Linked DNA regions of Homo sapiens: region 1 is linked to region 2. The links are chromatin contacts, found by Hi-C or POLR2A ChIA-PET in ENCODE. All regions are on one chromosome and are shown on one strand. The core of a region is the stretch at or near the end of the contact, and the rest is flanking DNA. Distances in the headings are between cores, read along the strand shown. Region 1 overlaps CAMTA1 (calmodulin binding transcription activator 1). Region 2 overlaps CAMTA1 (calmodulin binding transcription activator 1).

Region 1 (2,700 bases), core at 181-2,680, 130 kb after region 2:
CTGGAGGAAGAACCACAAAGCCTGGCAGAAGCCCTGCCTGCATCTCCAAGGCTCCTTGAATGCCTCCAAAGGGATCCTGGGCTTCCCCCTCCACACCAGGCTCCAGGCGTGCAGAGCTCCTTCTGCCAAGACAGCCTGAGCAGTGGCCATGCTGGGGAGCCACCTGTGGAGCTGCCGTGAGCAGGAGCTGCCCTCCTCCAGGTCTGGCTAAGACTTCCCCTGTGCCCCCACCTCTCCTGGCCCCTGCCCACCTGCCGAAGCCTCAAGGAGACAGGTGAGGGCTGTCCCCAAACTCCTCCTCAGTGGCAGAAAGCTCTGTGCCAGCCGGCATCAGGGCACCTCTGGCATCTCACCTTGTAAATGAGCTTTTGATGATTTGAGAAGACTTCTAATTAGAGCACCTGTTTATGATCTCAACTTTAATTGCATATTAACATTTTTTCTTCCTTTTCCCTTTCCATCTGGAGTGGGCTGTCTGGTGATGGATGGGGCAGGGAGGAAGGCCAGAAGATTTCCTTGAGAACTGCCTTGCTCTCCCCAGGAGGGCTCTGCTCCTGGCACAGGGCCGGGGGCCCCCTCCCCTGGGGACCCAAGCCATCCCAAGTACTGGGGCTGGCAGGCCTGGAGCCATCACAGGCCATTTTTTCGGGAGCACTCAATGAGGGTATGGCCAAGTTTGACCTCAGAAGGGAGATGAGTATGCACCAGGCTCCCTCTGCCCATGGGATGGATGTGTGGCTCCTCCTGACTTTTTGTTCTGACATTGGCTTCTGGAGAGATGGAGGCAGTGAGTGAGGGGCACCTTCCTTTCCAGGAGTCAGCTAAGTGGAGCTGTAAGACATGCCATCCTCCCTGCACCAGGCCAGCCCGGCCCTTCTCCTGGAACCAGCGCTGGGTGGGCACAGGTCCATTTCTCCTGAGGGCAGTGTGGGCGGCCCAGGCTCCTGGACCCCAAGGCGGCCCGACAACACGCTCTGTTCATCGGCTGTCTTCAGGGAGGGATGGTGCTTCTCCCACAGGCAACTGCCCCGTGGGGGGACTTCAGGGGCTCTGCAATCAGCCTTCACCTAAATGGGCCCTTCTAAATGGGTGGAGACACTGACCTTGGGGGTGTCACTGGGCTCCTGGTGAAGTTGATGTGGATAGGGGTCAGGCCCAGGATGGAGAGGCCGGTGGAGGGAACAGAAGAGCCATATTAGGGATGGAAGCCATAGGGCAGCTCAGCCTCTGGAGAGATCCCGCCACACCTCCGGGAGGGGCTTCTAGAAGTCTGGGAATCCAACTGCCAGCTTCGTTTTACCAGGTAGTTTTTCAAATTGTGTAAGACACAGTCTCCAAGCAGCCTGAGAGTTGCTGATAGGAGCCATATCCCTGACACGTGCTTGCTAAATATAACCTGACTCTGGGATCACGGTCCCATCCACTTCTCACATCCAGCTCTGGCAGACACCACTTAGCTACTCATATGTCCTCTTGTCCCCCAGTGGGAGAAGCTTCTCTGAGCCCTTGGCCCTCTTATCTAGGCTGGAAAATCAAGAGTTTCTGATGGTTCAGTCAATTGCCCAGGCTCAGTAAGCAAAGGGCTTAACCCTGGGCTCTCAGAGCCAGGTGCAGGAGGGGTCCTCCAGGCCTCCTGGGGGGATCATCGTCCCTCATGGCAGGACTTCTCTTTAAGGGACCTTGGCTCAAACCTCTGCCTGGACATCCTCCAGGGGTGTACTCCGAAAGTACATCGCCAGGACTGAATGGATATCGTGTTCTCTCCCTGATGGGGGATGCCCAGACATGGTAGACAGAGGATGTGTTGGTTGCTCTAAGTGTCTCTGACCCTGAAGATTTGAGAATAAGCCCCAGCCGTCAGCCCCTGCTCAATTGCAGTCACCCACCCAGGAATTTCCCCAACCCTTCTTGAGACTTCATATCTGTTTTACTTTTTCCTTCCTTTGGAATCATAACATTAAAGAGATGATATATACCAAAGCACTTTGTGAAAGGAGAGTTAGCAGCAACTACTCAGAAAAGGAGCTAACATTTAGTAGAACCTACTAAATGCCAGGTTCTGTGCCAGGTCCTGCAATCCTTGCCATTATCAGAACAGGATTCGTGTACCCATTTCACAGGTTGGGGAACAGCTTTAGGGAAATTAAAGTCCTTGGCCAAGGTTGCAGGTAGAAGTGGAACTCTCCTGTGAGGTTCCCCTGTGACCCAGCAATCCCATCTCTAGGGATTTATCCCAAGGGTATAACCAGACCAACATGAAAAGGATAATTAGAAGGATCCTGGTTATTAATGATGAGTAATTAGGAATAATCCAAACATCCCACGCTCACGGACTGGCTAGATAAGTGATGGAGTATTTGGAGAATGGAATATAACGTGGCCACGAGAAAGGATTATGCAGATCTATGTCCATCAGCTTGAAAAGATGCTCATGTCAGCAAAAAAAGTAGATTACAAGATAGCAGTGGCTAATATCTGCCCAGAAAGAGCTCAGAAGTTCAGACACTAAAATCTGAAGAGTTACTATCTTTGGAAGGTGGGATTTCACACGATTTTTATTACCATTCTACCTTTTTTTAATGATTAGATTTTTAAACATGGGCATGGATTATTTTCATAATGAGAAATAACAATAGAGCTATGCCCATTTTACAAACAAGAGCCCTCTCAGGGTCTCCTGTGTGACTCCCTTTGCTGGCA
Region 2 (2,700 bases), core at 189-2,688:
TGACAGCACAAGCAAGCCCACACTTGCCAGGGCCTCCACCCAACTCAACAGGGCCTCCATTCACACTCACTAGGGCCTCCATTCCAACTCACTGTGGCCTCCACCCCACTCACCATGGCCTCCACCCTCACAGTCACCATGGCCTCTACCCAACTCACCATGACTTTCACCCTCACAGTCACCATGGCCTCCACCCTCAGTCACCAGGGCCTCTACCTCACCAGGGCCTCTGCTCACACTCACCAGGACCTCCTCCCAACCCACCAGAGCCTCCACCCAACTCACCAGGGCCTCCACCCAACTCACCACAGCCTCCACCTTCACAGTTACCATGGCCTCCAACCACTCACCAGGGCCCTCACCCTCACAGTCACCATGGCCTCCACCCTCAGTCACCAGGGCCTCCATCCGCCTCAACAGGGCCTCCAGTCACACTCACCAGGGCCTCCACCCAACTCACCAGGGCCTCCAACCACACTCACTATGGCCTCCATCCAACTTACCAGGGCCTCCACCCAACTCACCGTGGCCTCCACCCAACTCACCAGGGCCTCCACCCAACTCACCGTGGCCTCCAACCACACTCACTATGGCCTCCATCCAACTCACCAGGGCAGGGCCTCCACCCAACTCACCATAGCCTCCACCTTCACAATCACCATGGCCTCCACCCTCACAGTCACCATGGCCTCCACCTGCAGTCACCAGGGCCTCCATCCACCTCAACGGGGCCTCCGCTCACACTTACCAGGGCCTCCACCCAACTCACCATGGCCTCCACCCAATTCACCAGGGCCCCCACCAAACTCACCAGGGCCTTCACCTGCACTCACTATGGCCTCCACCCCACATTCAGGATGGCCTCCACCTCCACTTTCAACATGGCCTTTGTGGCCTCACATTTACTATGGCCTCCACCACCTGCCATGGAGGTGAGGTTGCTTTTGGAGGAAGTGTGGGGGTGGAGGTGCTGAATCCCCACACACTCGTGCCTGTGGATACGTCGTGTGCCCGTGCAGAAGCATGGAGGTGCACAGAGCACTTGTGTGGTGTGGGCGTAGGCCCTGGGGCTCTGCTGATTCCACAGCCAGCCCTCCTGCCGCCCGCCCAGTGCTGCAGAGGACACCTGCCCCAGAGGCCTGAGTACTCTGGCCTGATGCCAGCGGAGCTCTGGGGCTGGCAGGCAGGGTGGAGCTAAACCCCGAGGCGGCTGGGGGAGCTGCCTGCTGATTTCCGGGCCTTCGAAGCCTGCAGGAAGGCCTAGGACTTGCTCATGGCTGCAGGGCCATCTGGCCAGCCAGGGCACTCCAAGAGGAGCCTCCAGGTGGGAGAGCTGGGACAAGATCACCACACGGGAAGGGCTGTGAACACAGCTTAGAAGTCATGCCCTCGCCACTCACTCCGGATGGAACAACCTCACCAACAGCTTGCTGGGAAATGCCTGGCGTGCCATCCCCTCCTGGGCTGCCAGGAAATGGGCAGGGAAGAAAGCCACGGGTGCTCAGAGGGAGAGGATCTTCTCCGAGGAAACGGTTCCATCTGGCTTTCTGTAGGTTCCAGTGGAGCCAAGGGTGCAAGGTTTGGGGCATGGCAGTTTAGAACCACTGTGGCTCTGAGCAGCCCAAGATCACTGAGCAAGTTTCCTGCCAGCTTGGCAGGACAGAAGCACAGAGCCTGCCTGGCAGAGCAGTCGACTCCACTCAAAGTCATCTCTCAGTGGCTAATCTGGGAGGAGAGGACTCCCCCTTCAGCTCCTCACTCACACTATGGGGGTTTACTGGGTGCAAATCTGGTGCTCTCTCAGACCAGCTGCATTGGAACAGACCCTGGAATTTCCAGGATGAGACATACTAAGCTTTAGATCACTTGCGTACTGTAAACTCCAGGCCTCAGACGGCGCCTCAGACAGTCATTGCCAGGCCTTGGACTGAGATGGGCAATTCTGTGCACTATAAGCCAGAAAGCTGAAGCCCACAGGGGCACCCCAGGCTAAGCACAGCTCTACTCAGCCCTGAATGATTCACATGCAGAACCTCTTTCCCCAAAGTACGTTAGGATGGAACTACAAAGCAAAAAACGACACTTCCCAGACTCTCTTGCAACTAGGAGTAACCATATGACAAAATTCTGTCCAACGACACCAGAGATGAAATGATGTATGCAAGTTGTGGGCTTAAAGGGAAGGAACTCACCCTCCACCTTATTTTCTCCTCTTTCCACTGGTTGGAATGCAGTTGCAATGGCAGGAGCTGGAGTAGCCATTTTGGACCATGTAAAAGAAGGCAAAGCCCTAGGAATGGGGAGCAGCCACCCGGAGGGAGCCAGGGTGGCCGATCCCTGACCCTGGGGCTGCCACATCAACCCTGAACTGTGACATGAAAGCCAAAGGAGCTTCCCTTTCATTGAAGCCACTGTTATTTTGGTCTTCCTCATAGCAGCAGGACCCATAGTCTCATGATTACAGAAGGGATTCCAAAAGACAGGAAAGATCTCTGGGAATGTCCTGGGAATTCCTATCAGCTATCTTCATTTATTTCTGTGTGTGTTTTTTTTCATCTGAAGGAAGCATTCCTCAGATTGCAGGTGGAAGGGAAGCCCCCTTCTGACCAAAGGGCACAGCTGCAAGGACCAGGATGGGATTCTCTGAATCAGCCTGGTGAGATTCCCAGGGCATAAGGTCACGGAGCCCCCATCTCACAG

What was found. A loop is a pair of places that touch in the nucleus more often than their neighbours do. ChIA-PET counts read pairs that join two places held with the same protein, here RNA polymerase II (POLR2A). Pooled maps may share reads with other maps.
Region 1: a loop to region 2 is called in a map of Right ventricle myocardium inferior, with 4 times the contacts of the local background. The contact joins two enhancer-like sites. A Hi-C loop is called at or near these places in 2 of 168 maps with a recorded cell type or tissue (Right ventricle myocardium inferior and cardiac septum), 1 of 37 single-sample maps with no recorded cell type and 4 of 50 pooled maps. POLR2A ChIA-PET finds 5 or more read pairs at or near these places in 1 of 52 experiments (A549).

What each region holds. Positions count from the first base shown.
Region 1 is chr1:7,516,824-7,519,523 of GRCh38, reverse strand. All of the region lies in intron 6 of CAMTA1 (calmodulin binding transcription activator 1), which reads right to left. Among named protein-coding and RNA genes, the nearest start is that of CAMTA1-AS1, 77 kb to the right of the region's middle. Within about 2 kb of position 1,430, at least 4 of the 41 ENCODE cell types and tissues checked have a DNase peak (open chromatin) inside an H3K27ac peak, as active enhancers do.
Region 2 is chr1:7,644,161-7,646,860 of GRCh38, reverse strand. The region is part of intron 7 of CAMTA1 (calmodulin binding transcription activator 1); the gene reads right to left. Among named protein-coding and RNA genes, the nearest start is that of VAMP3, 130 kb to the left of the region's middle. RefSeq lists an enhancer at 2,550-2,700. Within about 2 kb of position 1,438, at least 7 of the 41 ENCODE cell types and tissues checked have a DNase peak (open chromatin) inside an H3K27ac peak, as active enhancers do.